2 separate regions of the Homo sapiens genome follow, and region 1 is linked to region 2. Evidence: chromatin loops called from intact Hi-C (ENCODE). Cell type or tissue: sigmoid colon. All regions are shown on one strand. Each heading gives the region's core, and the rest is flanking DNA. Links, peaks and the distances in the headings are about the cores only. Region 1 overlaps RIMKLB (ribosomal modification protein rimK like family member B). Region 2 has its middle 6.3 kb from the start of RIMKLB.

The links. Hi-C counts contacts between places; a loop is a spot of excess contacts. Peaks named below come from ENCODE experiments on the same cell type or tissue, not always from the same donor. Only the 100,000 strongest peaks of a DNase experiment are listed, where the experiment ranks them.
Region 1: a loop joins it to region 2, with 2.0 times the contacts of the local background. A loop is called at or near these places in 7 of 110 quality-filtered maps.

The regions. Positions count from the first base shown.
Region 1 is chr12:8,735,622-8,747,950 of GRCh38, reverse strand. The region is part of intron 2 of RIMKLB (ribosomal modification protein rimK like family member B); the gene reads right to left. It also overlaps the pseudogene RPSAP51. Among named protein-coding and RNA genes, the nearest start is that of RIMKLB, 44 kb to the right of the region's middle. In sigmoid colon, for the core only: no CTCF peak of the experiment used is centred there; no DNase peak of the experiment used is centred there.
Region 2 is chr12:8,685,900-8,697,442 of GRCh38, reverse strand. It overlaps a transcript of RIMKLB not described here. Among named protein-coding and RNA genes, the nearest start is that of RIMKLB, 6.3 kb to the left of the region's middle. In sigmoid colon, for the core only: no CTCF peak of the experiment used is centred there; a DNase peak (open chromatin) is centred at 4,602; H3K27ac peaks cover 283 bases.

The DNA.
Region 1 (12,329 bases), core at 1,940-9,939, 50 kb before region 2:
AACCCCATCTCTACTAAAAATACAAAAATTAGCCAGGTGTGGTGGTGCATGCCTGTAATCTCAGCTACTCGGGAGGCTAAGGCTGGAGAATCGCTTCAACTCGGGAGGCGGAGGTTGCAGTAAACTGAGATTGTGCCACTGCACTCCAGCCTGGACAATAGAGTGAGACTCTGTCTCAAAAAAAAAAAAAATTGTACCAGAGACATCTTTCTGTATCAGAGTATATATAGCTTTATTTCATTACTTTAGGTGGGCTGAATGGAATTACATTTTATAGATACACCATATGATCAATTCCTTACTAATAATTGATATTCATCCAGTAAATATTAAGTACTATGTGTCAGATTCTTTTCTATATGGTCAAAATAGATTAATAAATAAAATAAGGTCCTTGCTCTCAAGAAGCTTTCTAGTGGGAGACAGACAGTATATTAATTTTTATGGTATTAACTTTTAAACATGGTAATAGTTCTGATGGAAGAAAAATCAGGGAGGTAGAACTAATGGCAAAATTAAGGCATAAACCATGAGCCGGGGGTGTGTGTGTTTAAAAAAAAGAGAGAAAGGACAATTCAAATGTAAGGCAGAGCATAAATCACGGGGCAAAAATGTTAACAATATGCGTGTCTCTCTGCGATTTGTATTGATGGTATTGATGTACAGTAAAAGATATGGTTGGTCAGGTAAAGTGTCAAATATGCAAAGCCGTATGTTCTGAACTAAAGAATTTATATCTGTTCTGATTAGGAGAACTGAGAGTCTGTGCTGGATATTGCCTGCTGATAGTCCATGCCATCCCATCTTTCAATTCTTCCCCTGTACGTATAGTAGGGACCAGAAGCATTTTCCATATACTCCTCATTCCATCTTGAGAATCCACCACCAAGATGACAATTATACAAAATTTTGGCCAGGCCTGGTGGCTTACTCTGTAATCCCAGCACTTTGGGAAGCAGAGGGAAAAGGATTGCTTGAGATTAGGAATTCGAAACTAGCCTAGGCAACATGAGATCCACGTCTCTACAAAAAAACTTAAAAAATTAGCCAGGTGTGGTTGTGTGTGTCTGTAGCCCTAGTTACTCAGAAGGCTGAGGTAGGAGGATAATTTGAGCCCAGGAGTTTAAGACTGCAGTGACCTATGATCAACCTGGAGGACAAAGACCCTGACCCTAAAAGGGAAAAAAAAAGTTTTTTGAAGGTGAAAAAAGTAGAAATTATTCTCCAGGAGCACCCATGGGTAGGTATGTGGTCATCAGCAGATGTGAGGTTTGCCTGTGGCTAACACCATTCTCCTCACAATCATTTGTTACGAGCATCTTGATATCTTTTTCTTTTTTTTTTTTTTTTTTGAGACAGAGTCTCAACTCTGTCGCCCAGGCTGGAGTGCAGTGGCACTATCTTGGCTCACTGCAACCTCTGCCTCCTGGGTTCAAGCAATTCTCCTGCCTCAGCCTCCTAAGTAGCTGGGACCACAGGCATGCACCACCGCGCCCGGCTACTTGTTTGTATTTTTTAGAGATGGGGTTTCACCATGTTGGCCAGGCTGGTCTCAAACTCCTGACCTCAGGTGATCTGCACACCTCAGCCTCCCAAAGTGCTGGGATTACAGGCATGAGCTCCCGGCCCTTGATATCATTTCTTAGGCGTTAGCAGTGACTTGCCTAGATAAGCAAATCTAAAGAGCATTCTAAAAATTGAAAAAAACCTCGGCGCCAGTTTGAGGATGAAAAATTTTGAGATAAGGATATAGAGAATGGGAATGTTAAGAAGGGAAGCTGGTTTGGGGCAGAAGATGTTGGATTTGGATCTAGATAGGAAAGACGTTGGTAATGACATAAGGATTTTAAAGTAGAATTACTGTACTTGAAATGTAGACTGGAACTATACATATATGTATACAGTCATACTGGTGGAGTGAAAACTGTGTATTTATGTTTAAATATTAATTTATGGGGTCAGGCTCAGTGGCTCACGCCTGTAATCCCAGCACTTTAGGAAGCCGAGGTGGGTGGATCACCTGAGGTCAGGAGTTCAAAACCAGTCTGGCCAACATGGTGAAACCCTGTCTGTACTAAAAATAGAACAATTAGCCAGGCATGGTGGCAGGCGCCTGTAATCCCAGCTACTTGAGAGGCGGAGGCAGGAGAATCACTTGTACCTACGAGGCAGAGGTTGCACTGAGCTGAGATCCAGCCACTGCACTCCAGCCTCGGCGACAGAGTGAACTTCTGTGTTTAAAAAAAAAAAAAAAAAAGGCTGGGTGCAGTGGCTCACGCCTGTAATCCTAGCACTTTGGGAGGCTGAGGAGGGTGGATTACCTGAGGTCAGGAGTTCAAGACCAGCCTGACCAACATGGAGAAACCCCATCTTTACTAAAAATACAAAATTAGCCAGGCATGGTGGCTCATGCATAAAATCCCAGCTACTTGGGAAGCTGAGGTAGAAGAACTGCTTGAACCAGGGAGGCGGAGGTTGCGGTGAGCCAAGATCCTGCCATTGCATTCCAGCCTGGGCAACAAGAGTGAAACACCATCTCAAAAAAAAAATTTACGGGAATCAGCCTGAGAACAGCTAAAGAAATAGGAATATATAAGTTGAAAATATGAAAGTAAAAAAGGGACACCTAGGACCTCAATAAGAGCCAGGAGAAGAAAGTAAAACTTAAAGGAAAAAAATCAGTTAAAAAAACAAACCAGCAAGGCCAGCCACAGTGGCTCACGCCTGTAATCCCAGTACTTTAGGAAGCTGAGGTGGGCAAATCACTTGAGGTCAGGAGTTCAAGACCAGTTGGCCAACATGGCAAAACCCGTCTCTACTAAAAACACAAAAATTTCACAAGGACAGAAAACCAAACACTGCATGTTCTCACTCACAGGTGGGAGTTGAACAATGAGAACACACAGACACAGGGTGGGGAACATCACACACCGGGCCCGTTGGCAGGTGAGGGGCTGGGGGAGGGATAGCATTAGGAGAAACACCTAATGTAAATGACCAGTTGATGGGTGCAGCAAACCAACATGGCACACGTATACCTATGTAACAAACCTGCACGTTGTACACATGTACCCTAGAACTTAAAGTACAATAATAAAAAAAGAAAGAATTTTAAAAAATGCAAAAATTAGACATGGTGGCACACACCTGTAATCCTAGCTACTTGGGAGGCTGAGGCAGGAGGTACACTTGAACCTAGGAGGCAGAGGTTGAAGTGAGCAGAGACTGTGCCACTCCACTCCAGCCTAAGCAACAGAGCGAGACTCCATCTCAAAATAAATAAATAAAGTTTAAAAAACTAGCAAAATCTATAATTATTAAATAGTATTATAAAAAATAAGAAAATCAGGAGAGAACAATCAAAACCATTAAATGAAAGAAACAAAACAAGAAGATTAAATTTTGAGAAAAGCTTGAGTCATCAGGAAGAAAGACAATGTAAATTGTCAAGAAAAAATTCAACCATTATTACCTTGTCATTATGCTAACCTGGAAACAGCTTTTGCTCCTTTTTAAAAATGGGATAAAGAAAGCAAAAAACTGTTCCACTCTCCAGTATAAACAGCCTATCTGTTGCCACCGGAAAATGGGAGTGCTCTACCCAAAGTATAGTTGGATCTGCACAGTGTACTATGGGGGTATTAGTGAGGATGGAAAGAAATTCAATGCCTCCTGTAACAAATACCTGATGTTATTCTAGGAAAACAGAAGTGATCCAAGGCTGGAAAGATGAATGTGAGCCAAAAAGGCAAAGTGGCATCTCTTAGGACTCTGCCTTATGAGCTACTGATCTCTTGAGCACTCACCAAATATCACTCATGCCTTTGACGTAGAGCTTATAAATGGATATAAAAGGAATGGTTTCTTCCCTTAGACCCATGTTATTTAGTAAACAGATGCACATAATTGTTCAAAGAACTTTACCCACGATTCCACTCTCATTGTAAAAACATGTATTCCAACTGAATGTGCTTTGTTTTCAACCCCATTTCCTCTAACACATATTGTCTTTTTAATAAACATCTTAAACCCCAACTTATAAAATTTTTCATCTAGCTTGTTGACTTAATACTGAAATTAAGATTTTGGTACAAATATTTTAGATATAAGTTTCGGATCAGTGTATAATAAAGTGCTAACGTAACAATAAGGTTAATAAGTTAACCCTCGAACAGCAATGGGGTGGGGAAGCAATCTTTGTTCCTGTTGATTAGGATATAAAAGGTATTGTGTGTATTAAAAGGTTGCTGCTGTTGTCAAAGCAGAGTGACAGTGTTAAGGGCTGATTATGCTCTGATCTGAATGGTAACAATCTCTCCCTCCCCATAATTAAGTGGGGGAACTCCTCATATGACCTACCATAAACTTCTGTTTTTTTGAAAGCAGAGTTTGGCTATACTCTTAATAATAGTAAGTACTAGTGGACAGTTTGGCTATACTCTTAATAATAGTAAGTACCAGTGGTTTTCTTCTCAGGAATCAAGGAACAGACAAATGGCAGCCTCCTTCCTTACTGATATTTACTTTCATTCCATCCTTGAGCATTCCAGATTATTTTTTAGGACTTCCGGAATTTTTTTTTTTTTTTTTTTTTTTGAGACAGACTCTTGGCTCTGTCACCCAGGCTGGAGTGCAGTGGCGCAATCTCAGCTCACTGTAACCTCTGCCTTCCAGGTGCAAACAATTCTCTTGCCTCAGCCTCCCAAGTAGCTGGGATTACAGGCGAGCATCACCACACCCGGATAATTTTTGTATTTTTAGTAGAGACAGGGTTTCCCTATGTTGGCCAGGCTGGTCTCCAACTCCTGAGTTTAGGTGATCCGCCCGCCTCGGCCTCCCAAAGTACTGGGATTCCAGGCCTGAGCCACCGTGCCCAGACTGCTCTTCTTTTTCAATCTCTTCAGAATCTCTGCAGAAGTAGAGACCAGACATAATCTACCATGGGTGTTCACAGGAGGTGGTGCCATGCGTTTGCAGAACTTCCCAGGGCCAACATCTACCACATTGGACCCCCTGAGAGAGCTCCCTTGTTGCTGCATGGGATGCCAATGTCCACACAGTGCAGAGAATCTGTTACACAGAGTAATGGTCGGCAGGTTAACTAAGATGTCTCTGTGAAAGGTTGGTGGTCAGCCTTGGGATCAATAACCATCAGAAGGCACAGCTCCTGGAAAGCTGCCTGGACTTGGTTAGTGAAGGTTCCAAGAGTCAAGCAACCAGCAACAGGAGTGGCTCCAGTGGTGGTAGCAAACTTCAGCACAGGCTGCCAGCCAGCATTCCTAGAGGATATATCACTGACATCAATACAGTTTTCAATGGCAACAACAGAAGGAGCTGCCAGTAGAAGCTTCTCCCAGGTCCTCTTCAAATTGATGATGCAGATGCCATCACTTTTTCTTTTATAGATACATATTCCATCTGAAAGTGAAGGGTGGTGCCCCCTAAGTGGGTTCCTGCTGCAAGGAACTTGAGGACATCCTCCTCCTCCATGTGCTCTTTGTAGGACATAAAGGTTCCAGACACCATGAAAACTTCCCTGTAAGTTACAATGAGAAGGCCACATGGACCCCTCCCTCTCTAGGTAGCGTAGAAAGGGACAGTGTCATTCTTTAGGATGGCAGTAGAAACCACAGAATAGTCAAATGAAAAGCATTAAAATCCACATGCTTTCCCTTCTACTTTTTAGGCTAAAACTATTGATGATTAATGATTTTTATGTTAAATGTGTAACAAATGTTATTAAAAGGCTCTCCAGCCGGGCATGGTGGCTCGTGCCTGTAATCCCAACACTTTGGGAGGCTGAGGCGGGCGGATCATGAGGTCAGGAGCTTGAGACTAGCCTGGCCAACATGGTGAAACCCCATCTCTACTATAAATACAAAATTAGGTGGGCATGGTGGCGCATGCCTGTAATCCCAGCTACTTGGGAAGCTGAGGCACGAGAATTGCTTGAACCTGGGAGGCGGAAGTTGCAGTGAGCCAAGATTGCACAAGAGCAAGACTCTCTCAAAAAAAACAAAAAAAAAAGCTCTCCTTTTTTAATAATTTAAACTTTTATTTTAGATTCGGGGGTACACATGCAGGTTTGTTACATGAGTATATTTGCATGATGCTGAGGTCTGGGGTATAACTGATCCTGTCACCCAGGGAGTGAGCACAGTACCCAATAGTTAGTTTTGGTCTTGCTCTGTCGCCCAGGCTGAAGTGCAGTGGCGCCATCTCGGCTCACTGCAAGCTCTGCCTCCTGGGTTCACACCATTCTCCTGCCTCAGCCTCCCGAGTAGCTGGGACTACAGGCACCCGCCATCACGCCAGGCTAATTTTTTGGATTTTTAGTAGAGATGGGGTTTTCACCATGTTAGCCAGGCTGGTCTCGATCTCCTGACCCCGTGATCCACCCGCCTCACCACCCAAAGTGCTGGGATTACAGGCATGAGCCACCGCACCCAGCCCCAACAGTTAGTTTTATAACCCTTGCGCCGCTCCCTCCTGGTTCTTCTATTTTATTGATTTATTTTTTCCTTCCATCAAGTTATACTTCAAATTGAAGAACTGATTCTCCTTTTTTTTTTTAAGGTGGAGTCTTGCTCTGTCGCCCAGGCTGGAGTGCAGTGGTGCGATCTCGGCTCACTGCAACCTCTGCCTCCCAGGCTCAAGTGAATCTCCTGCCTCAGCCTCCCAAGTTGCCAAGACCATAGACACACACCACCACACCTAGCTAATTTTTTTATTTAAAAAATCTTTTTTGACAGAGTCTCCCTCTGTCGCCCAGGCTGGAGTGCAGTGGCTCAGTCTCGGCTCACTGCAACCTCCGTCTCCCGGGTTCAAGCAATTCTTCTGCTCCAGCCTCCCAAGTAGCTGGGACTACAGCACACACTACCACACCCAGCTAATTTTTGTATTTTTAGTAGAGCTGGGGTTTCACCATATCGGCCAGGCTGGTCTCGAACTCCTGACCTCATGATTTGCCCGCCTCAGTCTCCCAAAATGCTGGGATTACAGGCGTGAGCCACCCCGCCTGGCTAATTTTTGTATTTTTTAGAGGGGATGGGGTTTCACCATGTTGGCCAGGCTGGTCTTGAACTCCTGACCTCAAGTGATCTGCCCACCTCAGCCTCTCAAAGTGCTGGGATTATGGGCATGAGCTAACACATCCAGTCGGGTTCTCCTATTTTTAAGAGTAGCTCAGTTATCACTGTTAGGTCAAACAACCATGAGAATTCTCTAAGTGCATGTCAATTGTAGAGAAAACAGCAAAAGTAGACATATGCTCTTTAAAATATTAATAAAGAATAAAGCATCTTCCTGGAGTTGGAGACCATTATTTTAAGTGAAGTAATTCAGGAAAGAAAAGTCAAACATCGTATGTTCTCACTTACGAGTGAGAGCTACGCTATGAGGACGCAAAGGCATAAGAATGATATAATGGACTTTGGGGACTCAGGGAGAAGAGTGGGAGGGGGTGAGGGATAAAAGACTACACACTGGGTACAGTGTACACTGCTTGGATGATGGGTGCACCCATCTGAGAAACCACCACTAAAGAACTTACCCATGTAACCAAACACCACCTGTTCTCCAAAAACTACTGAAATAAAAAACACTGTAAAAAATAAGTCTATAATGACCATCGGGGAAAAAAGTATTCTAAAAGAGGGGACACAAAATAGAATGTGTTGTTATTCACCATGTTGGTATTATTATTTACCGTATCAAAGAATTCAGAAACTAGAAAATACAAATATGGCTGGGTGTGGTAGCTTACACTTATAATCCCAGCACTTTGGGAGGACGAGGCAGGCAGACCACTTGAGGTGAGGAGTCTGAGACCAGCCTGGCCAACATGGTGAAACCCTGCCTCTACTAAAAATATAAAAATTAGCCAAACGCAGTGGTGAGCGTCTGTAATCCCAGCTACTGGGGAGGCTAAGGCAGAACTGCTTGAACCCAAGAGGCGGAGGTTGCTGTGAGCTGAGATTATGCCACCACACCCCCAGCCTGGGTGACAGAGCGAGACCCTGTCTGGGAAAAAAAGAGAAAATATAAATACATCAGTCATCATTTCAATGTTTGTGTCCCCCAAAATGTTAAGTGTTGAAATCCTAACCCTCAATGTGATGACACAAGGAGGTAGAGCTCTCATCAATGGGATTAGTGCCTTTATAAGAAGAGACAAGAAGCCAAGTGTGGTGGCTCACACCTGTTAACTCCACTTTGGAAGGCCGAGGCAGGAGGGTCGCTTGAGCCCAAGGAGTTCAAGATCATCCTGAGCAACATGGTGTGACCTCGTCTCTACAAAAAAATTTTTAAAAATCAGTCCAGCATGATGGCATATGCCTATAGCCCCAGCTACTCAGGAGGCTGAAGCAGTAGGATAGCTTGCACCTATGAGGTTCAAGCTGAGCTGTGATTGCATCATTGCGCACCAGCGTGGGTGACAGGCCCTGTCTCAAAAAAAGAAAAGAGATGGCCCTGCATGGTGGTACACACCTGTAATCCCAGCACTTTGGGAGGCCAAGGTGGGATGATCACTTGAGTCCAGGAGTTCAACACCAGCCTGGGCAACATAGTGAGAACTCATCTCTCTAAGAAAAATAATTTTTAAAAAGAAAGGAAGAGATGAGAGCTTGTACACATGCTTTCTTGTGCACGTGCTCTCTCTCTTCTCCATGTAAGGACACAGCAAGACGGCCATCTGCAAACCAGGAAGTGGGCCCTCATCAGAAACAAATCTGCCAGTACCTTGATATCGAACTTACCAGCCTCCAGAACACTGTTCTTCAGAACAACAGAAACAATTTCTGTTGTTTAAGCTATCCAGTCTATGGTAATTTGTTATAGCAGCCCAAACTAAGATCATCAATTTAAAAAAGTCTTTTCTAGAAGCAAGACTTTCAGAATGGTGGAATGAAAAGGCATTTTTCTAGCTCACCAGCAATACTAGAATCCTAAGTGTTAACCTCAAATGTGACAAAGCTGTATGGTAGATCTCTAATTCACAGAGAAGGAACTGTCCTTGTCTGTCTTACCACACACAAACTACCAAGATCTCTTAAATGTTCTGATGGAATGGACTATTCCAACAAAACTACTAACTCAGAAACTATCCAGTTGAGAAGTAACATGCCAGTCACTTTTTGTAACATCTTCCATCTATATAAATGAAATTTCTTGGAGCTTCCCTCACCAATTAGCTTGGCTGGGGGACGGGGGGTATCACTCCTCCCACCCATTCCCCATGAACACTGTAATTCTCAATAAGAAAACTACAACTTTTCTCTCTACTCTCCTTTTCTTATTTAGACTAAATACATTTTTGCAATCGTGTTGTGTGTGTGTAATCAGACAAAAAGATTTAAAAGTCTTATGAAATAATGAATAGTCAAGAAGAAAACATCACGGATGACCATACAAATACTGTCCAGGAAAGAAGACATTTTAATGGACTTCACATAGGTCATTACTTCAGGCCTTGGTTACTGCATTTTCAAAATGAGTTCTAAGAAACAGCTCGTTATTACTACATCAACTTTTTATGAAGAATGCTATTTTAAGCTTTGCGTTCTCCAGCAGAAACACTTAGGATGTATATTCAAAAACCATTAATTGCACGGTGTGGTGGTTCATCCCTGTAATCCCAGAACTCCAGGAAGTTGAGGCAGGCAGACTGCTTGAACCTCAGGAGTTCCAAGGTAGGCTAGGCAACATAGCAAAACTCTGTCTCTACAAAAAAATACAAAACTTAGCTGGGCACAGTGGTACATGCCTGTAGTTCCAGCTACTCAAGAGGCTCGGCTTGGGATCACCTGAGGCCAGGTAGGTCGAGGCTCCCACTGTCCCTAACCCTGACAATTTAAGCAAAATGAATAGTGACAGTAATGGATTATAATTTTTTGAATGAGACCATAAATCCAGAAGATAATAGAGAAAATTCATGGGCCAGGCGCAGTGGCTCACACCTGTAATCCTAGCACTTTGGGAGGCCGAGGCAGGCGGATCACCTGAGGTCATGAGTTCGAGACCAGTCTGACCAACATGGAGAAACTCCGTCTCTACTAAAAATACAAAATTAGCCGGGCGTGGTGGCGCATGCCTGTAATCCCAGCTACTTGGAAGGCTGAGGGAAGAGAATCGCTTGAAGCTGTGAGGCAGAGCTTATGGTGAGCCAAGATCACGCCATTGCACTGCAGCCTGGGCAACAAGAGTGAAACTCATCTCCAAAATAAAAAAGAGAGAGAGAGAAAATCCTTCCTTACAGTACAATACCAACTAATAAATACAGAATGAATAATAGAGATGAGGGGGGGAAAATCCATTTTGTAACAACATCATAATTGATTGAGGCAAGATTCATCAATGGAGGCTAAAACTATTCAAAGTCTGATATAAAAATAGGATATTTACAGTCTCAATCTCCCCACATATTATTAATAAAGAAAAACACTATATCTATATAGTAAGGAAACTTGGAAGACCTTAACCAAGTAATCAAATGTTGAGAAAAATGGGTATATGCCTCCTGATCTAAAGAATTATGAAGTACAGCATTTCACTTATGTGATATTCTTACCAAAAATGCATAACCTAACTCTAATCCTTAGTATATATCAGACAAATCCAAACTGAGGGACATTCTGCAGAAAAGCTCACTTGTACTCTACAAAAATGTCAAAAAAGACACAGGCAAAAAAAAAAAAAAAGTCATGATTAAAGGAAACTAAAGACACATGACAAATACAATGTGTGATCTTGAAATCCTGGATAAAGGAGAAAAAAATGCTAAAATGATATAGCTATTTTTGAGTATGAACTATATATTAGTTAATAGTAATTAATAAGGCTGGGCACGATGGCTCACGTCTGTAATACCAGCACTTTGGGAGGCCAAGGCGGGAGGATCACCTGAGGTTAGGAGTTCAAGACCAGCCTGGCCAACATGGTGAAACCCCGTCTCTACTAAAAATACAAAAAATTAGCTGGGCGTGGTGGCACATGCCTGTAATCCCAGCTACTTGAGAGGCTGAGGCAGGAGAACTGCCTGAACGCGGGAGGCAGAAGCTGCAGTGAGCAGAGATCGTGCCATTGCATTCCAGCCTGGGCAAGAAGAGCGAAACTCCGTCTCAAAAAAGAAAGTAATTAATAGCAGTATTAAAATTCCTGAAACTGGCTGGGTGAGGTGGCTCACATCTATAATCTCAGCACTTTGGGAGGCTGAGGCAGTTGGGATTGCTTGAGCCCAGGAGTTCAAGACCAGCCTGGATAACATAATGAAATACCTCATCTCCACAAAAAACAAACAAAAATTAGTTGGGTGTCATGACACACACCTATACTCCTACCCAGGGAGGTCAACGTTGCAGTGAGCTGTGATCACACCACTGCACTCCAGCCTGGGAGACAGAGCAAGACCCGTCAAAAAAAAAAAAAAAAAAAGGAAATACATGCTTAAGAATTTGGGGCACCTTGATCTAAATAGCTCAGAAAACAAACAAACAAACTACACGGAGTGGCAAAGCAAATGTGGCCAAATATTAACAATGGGTGAAAACTGAATAAACAGTATATACGAGCTATTTGTATTATTTTTGCAACATCTCTATAAATTTCCAACTATTTCAAAATAAAAAGTTCTTAAAAGAAAGACAAAGCTAGTAGACTTTTCATTTTAACTGCTTGGAGAAAGAAATTACCCAGCCTCCCTAAATAGCACCTTATAAAAAGAAAATAATTTTCAAGCAGACACCAAACTTGTAGCTTTCTAAAATTAGGCCCATCCTTAAAACTAAAATAGAACTAACAATGGTTTTCCACTCCAAAACTGGAAAACACTACCATGTGAGGAAGAAATCTTTCAGTTGTAACAAAATTGGTTAACTTGCTGCACTGAAGAGATTAATACAGACAATAAAAAGTCTAAAATTAGGCCAGGGCAGTGGCTCACACCTGTAATCCCAGCACTTTGGGAGGCTGAGGCAGGCAGATCACCTGAGGTCGGGAGTTTGAGACCAGCCTGACTAACATGAAGAAACCCTGTCTCTATTAAAAATACAAAATTAGCGGGGCGTGGCAGTGCATGCCTGTAATCCCAGCTACTCAGGAGGCTGAGGCAGGAGAATTCCTTGAACCTGGGAGGCAGGGGTTGCAGTGAGCCGGGATCCCGCCATTGCACTCCAGCCTGAGCAATAAGAGCGAAACTACGTCTTAAAAAACAAACAGACAGACAAAAAAAAAAACGAAGAAAGTCTAAAATCAATAACCATTCCCATAAATATGTCATTAAACAAAAACAGGCAAAAGTTCAGTGAATAAAGTTTTAAAATTTTTGACCC
Region 2 (11,543 bases), core at 1,073-9,072:
CATCCCGACGCCTCCCGCCCAGCCCTTCCGCCGGCCGCCGCCCGGAGTCTCCGCTTACGGTGGTTCCTCCCTCCGGTAGGCAAAGATATGGAGACAAAGATCATTCATACCTAGAAGGTCTTTATCCGGGACTGGAGTAAAGACAGTACCTCTGTATATTGAGAGGCAAATTTAAAACCACATGATAAATTTCCTGGCTGAAGCGGGTTTGGAGATACAGGCGGGGTGGATAGCGCCAGCTCTGCCCCCTAGAAACCGGCGTAAACCTTGGACAAGTTAGTTGCTACGCTTCCTCTGAGCCTTTGTTGTGAAAAGATAAAAGAGTACAGTCCGGAGTCGTTGTGAGAATGAAATGAGATATTTTAAGAGCATTTTGTAAATTCTAAAACTATGTATAAAAAATAAAAGTATAGCCCAAAGGAGGCTAAGAATATGAATGTTCAACTACGCTATTACATTTTCTTAAGGAGAAAAAAAAAGGGCTACAGACGACCTCCCAGGTTTACATGGAAGATTCACTTCCAAATAACTTCAGTCACCAGAGACACCAGGTGTGAGGTACGGTAATGTGCTCACCAGTTTGCCTTCTTGCTGGTCTCAGCCCTGTCTCAGTGACCTCAGCCAACAACTTTTCACTGCTCCTCTCCCAGTCAATTGACAATATAATTTCATTTTCTGCTTTTAAAAAATTTTTTGACTAATTTCCTTCAGCGTCTCGAGAGTCCTTTAAAAGATGTAGCATAACCCAGGGTGGTAACTTCTGGATCCAGACTGCCCGGATTGGATTTATGGTTCCACTCCCTATGTGAACCTCTGCAGTAACTTAACCTCTCTGTATCTTTATCTGCTGAGCTGTAAAAGTGAGGATAAAAATAGTCACCTACTTCATGGAGTTGTCATAAGGAGTAAATGAGTTAATAAGTATATAATATTTAACAGCTGACACAGATCAAGTGCTGTTCAAAGTGTTTAGTGCTATTATAATGTTAGGTCAGTGAGAGTAACCTAGGATAGGCGTCTAGTTGGTTTACAAAATTTAGAGGAACAAACGCCCTATAAGATAGATACACTATCTTGAGAACAAAGGGGATAAGGTCTACAGAACTAAATTGTTGCTATTTACTTCCACTCTGATATTCAGCCCCCTGGGACATAAAGTATATTCAACTCCAAGACCAAGAGAAGCATTTTGTGATCAAGGGAAGCTTGAGCACAGAGATACTAACACTGAAAATCTGACAAAATAAACACAGTGAAATTGACACAGGGAAAAAAATGTACAGAGGATCAATAATAATATTTAATTAACCTATTCCTTCAGTCCCACTCTTAAGGAATCCAATTCGTGGTAACTGCATCCCCAGAAAAAGTGGGTTGTACTGGTGAAACTGAGGATAGGAAGTATGACTATTAACTCACTTGCCACTTGCCCTTAAAAGTTGTTATTCAGGGCAGGGCGCGGTGGCTCACGCCTGTAATCCCAGCACTTTGGGAGGCTGAGGCAGGCGAATCACCTGAGGTCGGGAGTTTTGGACCAGCCTGACCAGCATAGAGAAACCTTGTCTCTACTAAAAATACAAAATTAGCCAGGCGTGATAGCGCACGCCTGTAATCCCAGCTACTCAGGAGGCTGAGGCAGGAGAATCGCTTGAACCTGGGAGGTGGAGGTTTCAGGCCGAGATGGTGCCATTGCACTCCAGCCTGGGCAACAAGAGCAAAACTCTGTCTCAAAAAAAAAAAAAAAAAAAGTTGCTATTCAATTTATTGCTTCTATGTGCCATACACATTCTAAGATATTCTCATGTATGTAACAACGTTGCTTTTGACTTAAGCTAATAGGGAGTAAAACAAAGCTCAGGAGGGTATTTAAAAAAAGCCAATGATAAGGCTTAAACACATTACCATTATCATGATATTGTTAAGATAATGTTTATGTGAGTAATGATCAAATTCATACATCATACTTTTTATATGAAGTAATAAGGGGGCAAAAATTATTTACACCATTTCCATATTGGAAACCCAAGGTTCAGAAAGGCTGTACATACATTCAGTCATAATCTTTGAGAATTCATGGTTGATATGTTTAGGCGGCTGTGGACTCACATCTCCTTTGGGTAGCAACACCTGCTCAAAAATATTTTAAGTAGTTTTTCTTGACATAATCATGCACCACACATTTTTAACCAGTGAATTAATATTTTTCAGGAAGTTCGGAGGTGTCGGGGCCGGGCGGGGCGGGGCGGGGGGGCGGGGCGGTGCGGCAATTGAATCCCCTGGGAAGACATACTATAAGTAACCTAGCATGTCTGGAGTCAGATCAATCTGATTTGAAATCCTAGCTGTATTTACTAGCAGCATGAGATTGTTGCTTAACTTCCATAAACCTCAGTTTTCTCATCAGCAAAATGAAGATCATATTAGCACCACTTTATTAAGATAGAAGGATGAATGAGGTAACTCAAATGTAATGCATAACATAGTAAGTCTCAGTGAATGTTAGCTATTATTATTCAAGACTAACTGATACCAAAACAGTCAAATAGTAATCAAAGAGAAATTATACAATGTTTAGATATGTGTGATAATCATACAAATAGTTATATTTATTGCATATCCCTATGAGTGTAAGACCAACTCTATAGGTAAGTAATGTCTTTGAGATGAAGTTAGGGTTCATCCTTTGCCTGCACCAAAACACTTCCAGATTTTTGCTCTTATTCCTAGACACATGAGAATCAACAGGAGGGACCGGGCAGGGTGGCTCATGCCTGTAATCCCAGCACTTTGGGAGGCCAAGGCAGGTGGATCACCTGAGGTCAGGAGTTCGAGACCAGCCTGGCCCACATGGTGAAACTCTGCCTCTACTAAAAATACAAAAATTAGCCGGGCGTGGTGGCAGTTGCCTGTAATCCCAGCTACTGGGGAGGCTGAAGCAGGAGAATTTTTGAACCTGGGGGTGGAGGTTGCAGCAAGCCAACATTGGGCCAGTGCACTCCATCCTGAGCAACAGATGGGTACTCCATCTCAAAAAAAAAAAAAAAAAGAAAAAAAATTCAACAGGATGTTGAGTGTGATGGCTCACACCTGTAATCCCAGCAGTTTGGGAGGCTGAGACAACAGGATCGCTTGAATACACGAGTCCAAGACCAGCCTGGGCAACACAGGGAGAGCCTGTCTCTATTTTTATTGTTTTTTGTTTTGTTTTTTGAGACGGAGTCTGGCTCTGTTGCCCTGGCTGGAGTGCAGTGGTGAGATCTTGGCTCACTGCAACCTCCACCTCCCAGGTTCAAGTGATTCTCCTGCCTCAGCCTCCTGATTAGCTGGAATTACAGGCGCCCAGCTAATTTTTGTATTTTTAGTAGAAACTTGGGGTTTCACCATGTTGGCCAGGCTGGCCTCGAACTCCTGACCTCAAGTGATCCGCCCACCTGAGCCTCCCAAAGTGCTGGGATTACAGGCATGAGCCATCTCACCTGGCCCCTGTCTCTATTTTTAAAAAATAAATAGAATCAACAGGAGAGCTCCCAAAAACTGATTAAATCAGCATTGGCGTCCAGGCACCAATATTTTTTCAGAGCCCTCCAGGGGATTTTAATACACAGCCAGGGTAAAGACCCAAGTTTACACAACAGAGATGTTAGAATTAACTATCCATTTGGTTGTGCTGAAATACACATGTTATCTAGCCATTTCAGCTAGTCAGATTAGCTGATTAGAATATGACAACTAAATTTGCAGTACAGGCCCGGTGTGGTGTCTCCCATGTGTAATCCCAGCATTTTGGGAGGCTGAGGTGGGCGGATCACCTAAGGTCGGGAGTTCAAGACCAGCCTGGTCCAACATGGTGAAACCCCATCTCTATTAAAAATATAAAAATTAGCTGGGCGTGGTGGTGGGCACCTGTAATCCCACCTACTCAGGAGGCTGAGGCAGGAGAATCACTTGAACCTGGGAGGCGGGTGTTGCAGTGAGCTGAGATAGTGCCACTGCACTCCGGTCTAGGTGACAGAATGAGACTCCCTCTCAAAAAAAAAAAAAGAAAGAAAGAAAGAAAAAGAAAACAAATTGCAGTACAAAGCATTTTAAAGTTTTTGATGGGATAATATGAAGGTACTGGGGGAAGGCCTATAAAATTGAGGGTTTAATGAAAACAAAATCTTCCCTAACAGAGTTACCCAGGTCCAGTCAACCCCACGTCTCTGATTCTACTTGAGTACACAGTATATCTACATCAGCCAGAAAAACATAATTTACAAATGAAATAACAATAAATTGTTTGTCTGTTGCAGGTCAAGCGAAAACCTTTAAGTGCCCTATACACATCATCTGTTGCAAATCATTTCCCCCTGGGTTTGAAGACAAGGAAACTAGCGGGGATTTGATCAAAACTAGAGGCCTCGAAGTAGTAAAGAGAATTGTAAACAAGAATTTAATCTTTGAGATAGTTATCATCAGTACCTAAAATAGTGTTCTTTGTGGATTATCTAACGTTATAACTGCAAAATTCACGTGGCTGGAGAAAAGGTGGTTGGTGTCTAATGTTAGAACCTTGACTAGCAAATAAGGAACGGTAGCGGCAGCTGCAGTAAATCTAGCTCTCCCCACTGTTTCCTCTCCTGGAGCCAGCCGGCTAGAACCAGCCTGACAACAGTCTTTGCAGTAGAATAGCTAAACACTGATCTAGCCTTTCTCCACCCACATCCCTCCTCCTTTTCCCTGCTCCATCTCAGCACATTAAACTGAGCTTTCTCTCTATGCTAAGAAAATGCAGATGCCAGACACAAAGGGAGGAAAGACCATACATTGGCTGAATCACAGAAGAGAAAGAATGGGTGGAAAGAAAACACAGTCTTGGCAAGAAACATGATACAGGTTTTCCCCCTACTTCTTTAATTGTATCTGGTTAAGATTTTTTTTTCCTCTACCACATAGAAATTACCTGGAATGCTTGTTTAAAATGCAGATTCCTTGACCTCTGCCTCTGACCTGAATGAGCCTGTGTACCTGCATTTCTTGAGCAACTCAAAGCATCTAAAATCAGCAATTTATCTGCATTTGGAATAAGCATACTAAATGATCTTTAGACACATGAAAGTTTGAGCACAGTGTCTTAGAGACCAAAATAACCATTTGTAAAATGCTCTTTATTTAAAGCCCTCAACATTTATAAACTCATTGTAGCCTCAAGCAACATTCTAAGGTTGAGCAAATATTGTTAGTCCTCTCTGACTGAAGAGAAAATGAGGCAATGAAATTAAATCGTTGGCAGCAATTTCCTAGTCCTGATTTCCCTGTCTTTGGGAGGATCTTAGAAGTATAACAACCTGGGAAGAATGAAAGAAGAAAAAAATGAAATAAGAAAATATGGAAAGGCACATTAGATGTGTTCTCATTTAAAGAATAGAGGAAGCATCAAGTATTAAAGGAAAAAAAAAACCCTCTCTTGGTGCAGGGAAACATGACTGAATTTGTAGATAATGCATCCATAGAATCCAACCAGAGAAATGATAATATGCAAACCACATAAGGGCTGTGTGCATCTGTCACACATCTGTGTCACCAGCAACACCTTGAATGATTAGTGAACATTTACAGATTAAATGAATGAATGAAGTCTGGAAGCATCCTAATGGCCTGGCACCACCATAATTATCCTGATCTGCCTTGCTGTTTTTTGTACAATGAAAGACTTAGACTGGGGAGCCCTGTTCAGTAGTCTAAGTTCATGTGGTTATCCTATGTTCAAAGAAACATCAGTTTATTTCTATTCAATCTAAATTCTTAACCTGTCCTATTTCCTAATTCTTTTCTTTTTTGTTTGTTTGTTTGTCTTTTTGAGACAGTCTCACTCTGTCACCCAGGCGGGAGTGCAGTGGCTCGATCTCTACTCCAACCTTTGCCTCCTGGGTTCAAACAATTCTGGTGCCTCATCCTCCGGAGTAGCTGGGATTACAGGCATGCACCACTGCACCTGGCAAATTTTTGTATTTTTAGTAGAGATGGGGGTCTCACCATGTTGCCCAGGCTGGTCTTGAACTCCTGACCTCAGTTGATCTGCCTGCCTTGGCCTCCCAAAGTGCTGGGATTACAGTCGTGAGCCACTGCACCCAACCCCTACAAAAACCAAAAACTTTAAAAAAAAAAAATTTGGCCAAGTGTGGTGGCACATGCCTATAGTCCCAGCTGCTTGGAAGATTGAGGCAGGAGGATTGCTTGAGCCCAGGAGTTCTAGGCTGCAGTGAACCATGATCATGCTACTGCACTCATACAGGTTCCCATCTTTCGTATTGTTTCGCAGAACTTTTCTGGGTAACTGGGACAGACAACTTAGATACTTGCTTAATAAATAAATGGTAAAGGTAGACTTAGGCATGAGGATCACACCACAGAAATACTTGAAACACATAGTTACATCACTGTCCCCAGTCTCATAATAAACCTATCGTATCTTAGAACATGGAGTGTTCTAACCCTACTGGGTTTGGATTATCTTCTTTTTTTGTTTTGTTTTGTTTTTTGAGACGGACTCTCGCTCTGTCGCCAGGCTGGAGTGGAATGGCACAATCTTGGCTCACTGCAACCTCTGCCTCCCGGGTTCAAGTGATTCTCCTGCCTCAGCCTCCCAACTAGCTAGGATTACAGGCATGCACCACCACACCCAGCTAATTTTTGTATTTTTAGGAGAGAGGGGGTTTCACCATGTTGGCTGGGATGGTCTCGATATCCTGACCTCATGATCCACCTGCATTGGCCTTCCAAAGTGTTGGGATTACAGGCGTGAGCCACTGCACCTGGCCTGGAGTATCTTCTTTTTACAGATGAGCAAACGGAGACACAGTGAGGTTAAGTAACTTGTCCGAAGTCACTCAGCTAGCAAAATAGCAGAGCCAAGATTTGAATCCGAGTAGCAAAGTACATGCTCTTAACTGCTTTGTCAAACACTGTTTGTAATCCCTCCGAAGACTATAAAAAGGATTGTCTGCAGTTTCCCCCCACTTCTTAGTAAAGTTTTACTTAGATATCAATGCCTGCTGTTTGGGTTCATGCTTCAGTAGCATTTACTAACGTGAAAAATAATGGTACATACATTATAATTTGCCACAAAGGACCCAAGAATCCATTAACTGAGCATCACCTCTAAAGATTCAACAAAAAATTGTTACTAACACATACATGATTCTTCAAATATGTATGGATTCTATTTTGATAAAGTATAACTCCATTTAAGTCATAAATGGATTTTCTACAGTCATAGAATCTTTTTATCAATTATGCTTTTTCTCGAACTTCAGGCATGAAAAAATGACTGTATTGTAGGAAACTGTAAAATGTTTTGAGGTTTAAAAAGGGACCCACTGACATGCTGGGACAAAGAGGGTTTAGCAGAAAATCCTGAGTTTAGTGGAGAAAACATGGCTTATTGCCTAATAGAGTGGGCAAAAGTAGGTCAGAGTCCCTGACAGTCACAGCTGGTAAGGAGTGATGTCACTAGAGAAATGGGGATGGGGGAGGTGGAATTTAAGGTGGGGAAGTAGAGAGACCCTTTGAGGGCGCAGAAGAGGGGGGATTTACAGAGGCAGGTTTTAAGTCAGCCTTTTGTAGGCTGATTGCAGAAACAGCTGAAGCCCCATTTTCTCCTACCTATACCCAGCCTGCGTTCTCCCAGGCCTCATTCCCCACCTCCGCATCACCACCATACCCTCTCTGCTGGAGACAAAGACACCGGAGAAAGGACTGGGGAGAAAGACAAACCTGAAAAGGAGTGATTTCAATAAAAGAGAGAAAGGTGAGGAAAAAGTGAAGGAGACTTTAATCAAATCCAGGGAAACGTGACAGAGAGGAAGAAATAACAAAGAGAGGCAGATGGAAAAAAGAGTAGGAAGTACAGGAGGAAAATATGGCTGAATGAAACAAGACAGATTAATGAATAGAGCAAAGTAGTGTTAGAAATATAATTTCTATTAATTATTTTGGTTTAAAATATTAATTGAGCAAAATGCTGAGAAAGAGAGATTGTAATGGTTGCAGTTTGAAGTCAAAATATATAGTTACAATGTTTTGGCAACAAAGCAAAACTAGGCTGCTCCCAACGAGGACGTCTCTTTTCAGCCCACATTCAGTCTAAAAGTTATGCTGTCCTTGTGTTTACCAAATCTAGAAGAAAATCTCATGACTAAGTTAAATATCTTATTCCAGGTATAAGTAGCCCCTGTTAAATTTTGCTAATAAAGTAATAACCATAGATCTTTAGAATGTGGAGATAAGGTGTATTTTATTATCCCTGTTTTGAAATATGTCATGCATGGCCGGGTGCAGCGGCTCACGCCTGTAATCCCAGCACTTTTGGAGGCTGAGGCAGGCAGATCAGCTGAGGTCAGGAGTTCGAGACTAGCCTGGCCAACATGGCGAAACCCTGTCTCTACTAAAAATAGAAAAAATTAGTCGGGTGTGGTGTCGGGCACCTGTAATCCCAGCTACTTGGGAGGCTGAGACAGGAGAATCTCTTGAACCCAGGAGGCCAAGGCTGCAGTGAGCCGAGATCGTGCCACTGCACTTCAGCCTGGGCAACAGAGCGAGACTCCACCTCAGAAAAAAAAAAAAGAAAGAAAGAAATACGTCATGCACTTCACACATTATTTTAATCACACACACAAAATTCTCTAATCCTGTTCAATTAATCCCTGGATCAAAACTTTCATTATGCTCAACAGCCCTCCTTTAACAACAACAAGTTTTTTTAATTATATAAAAACAGTAATGCTCATTTCTGAATAATTGTTAAGGTTTAAAAATCCTCTGGTATAACCAAAATATACCTGTAATATACATTATTTCAAGATAAACCATCCAGAAAGAAATGGGGGAGACTAAGAACTATGTCACTGGAGTACCAGGAGAACTAAAAGTATGCAGTGCCTATATCTGAAAGAATGTGTTGTTTTTCTTTCTGCTCTTCTTCAAAATTTTCCTTTCTAAGAAAATAATTTCTATTATTTATCTTCTGTTTTCTCATTCCCCTTTCCCTAAATCTCGCTTTTCTTGTCTCTTATTGTAACAGCTTCTGTTTCCCTCTCATGTTGCCCCCATATTTTCTTCTAAATTCTGACTTTGTTGTGTCTTGGCTTAATCTGCCAGACTTCCACTAAACTTTCAGAGCTGGAATCAGAACAGTGCATTTGGCAAAAAGCCACACATACCACACAACCACAAACAAGCACTCTGGCTGCAAGATCTTTTCAACAATCCACTCCCGTTTCTTGCAGTCAGCAATTCATACAGGTTCATACATGATCTGAAATAAGCAACACATACATTCTCATACATTTCACATGCACATGGCCTCTGCAGTCAGCTCACAAAGACACAATGTCTGCAGAAAGGTCTTGCAGCATACACAGGCAGTGCATTCTCCACCCCTTTCATAAGCTCTTCCTGAATGGCTGTTTCTTCTAGACACCTCCTCCCCTCATGCTGCCTGGCAATGACTCCCCTCCTTTTCCTGCAGTTCTCCAAGTCCTAACTGCAGTGCCATCCATCACTCTCCCAACAGATCCCCAGGCAAAGCAATTGTTTCTTGAAGCTCTCCCAGGTCACCTGCTTTTTTTTTTTTTTTTTTTTTCTTCCTGACTTGGAACTTGCTCTAGCAAAAGGACTGTCAGAACAGATTCTCCTTCTGGAACACAATAATGTAGGCTGGTCCCCAGTACCCTGACTCCCTAATTTGTTCCTACAGATTTTAATTTTGACATGGATGGCTTAGGGAGAAAGCAGAAAGGAAGGAAAAAGAGAAGAAAACAGAAAGGAAGAAAGGAAGGAGGGGAGCCCTGGTAGAAATTTCATTTTGTCCAGGGCAACTTGGGGACTTACAAAGGAAAGACGAGAGAGCAGAGGCAGAGAGAGGAAATGGAGCAAGAAGTGTGAAAATAAAAGGAGAAACAAAGAAAAGAGGAAAAAGTATGAAAAATAAGTTGTAACATTTCTCTGGAGCTTTTTGTTTCAGAAGTGACCACAGAAGGAGGATGGAGATACTAAGAAAAAGTTAACAGGAGAAACAGTAATGAAGAGGAAAATCCTTTGATGAGGTTGTATGTTTTGAAATGTCCTAAAAAGACAAAATCATCATCACAAATATCTGCCACAAGGGAGATTTAAACTCCTAATTTGAAAGTACTCATGATGCTTAGAGAGGAAGCACATTTGAATTTTACTTAGATTATTTGCCCAAATATTACAGTATTTGAGACACATACTAAAAAAATTATATTGTTTATCTGAAATTCACAGTAAACGGATCATCCTGTGTTTATCTGGCAATCATGCCCTCGGGGGATTCAGGTACATACTCAAATTTGAGAAATACTGGTATGAAGTAAGAAAGCCTGCATTTAATGAGATCATCTGAATCAGAATCACTTGAAGGTGGTCGCCAAGTACGTATTCTTACCCCACCACAGACACACCAGATTGAAATCCTTAGAGAAAGAGCTGAAGATTCTTCATTTTGTTATACATTGATGATTCTGATGCACTAAAGTTCATAATCGCTGATTTCTCCATAATTCCTGTGTGGCGCCCTCTCCAAATCTGCATAGGATTGAACACTGCAGCTATATATATGCAGCTGTCTATATAGCATTAACTTTTTAAAAGTCAGTGGAGGCCGGGTGTGGTGGCTCACACCTGTAATCCCAGCAATTTGGGAGGCCTAGGCGGGCGGATTACGAGGTCAGGAGATCGACACCGTCCTGGATAACACGGTGAAACCCCGACTCTACTAAAAATACAAAAAAAAATTAGCCGGGCGTGGTGGCGGGCGCCTGTAGTCCCAGCTACTTGCGAGGCTGAGGCAGGAGAATGGCATGAATCCGGGAGGCGGAGCTTGCAGTGAGCCGAGATCGCGCCACTGCACTCCAGCCTGGGCAACAGAGCGAGACTCCGTCTCAAAAACGAAAGAAAACCCTGAATAAAAAAAAAAAAAAGAAAAGAAAAAAGAAAATAGCTGGTCATGGTGTCACGCGTCTGTGGTGGGGAGGCGGAAGTGGGAGAATTGCTTGAGCCTGGAAGGCGAAGGTTGCAGAGATCGGGCTACTGCACTCCACCCTGGGTGACAGAGTGAGACTCCGTCTCCAAAAAGGAAAGGAAAGGAAATGAGAGGAGAGGAGAGGAGGGGAGGGGAGGGAAGGGGGAGAGGGCTCGGTGGCTCACACCTGTAATGTAATCCCAGCACTATGGGAGGGCAAGGTGGGTGGATCAGTGGATCAGCTGAGGTCAGGAGTTCGAGAGCAGCCTAGCCAACATGGTGAAACCCTGTCTCTACTAAAAACACAAAAATTAGTCCGGGCGCGGTGGCTCATGCCTGTAATCCCAGCACTTTGGAAGACCGAGGTGGGCGGATCACAAGGTCAAGAGCTCGAGACCATCCAGGCCAATATGGTGAAACCCCGTCTCTACTGAAAATACAAAAATTAGCCGGGCGTGGTGGTGGGCGCTTGTAGTCCCAGCTACTCGGGAGGCCGAGGCAGGAGAATCGCTGGAACCTG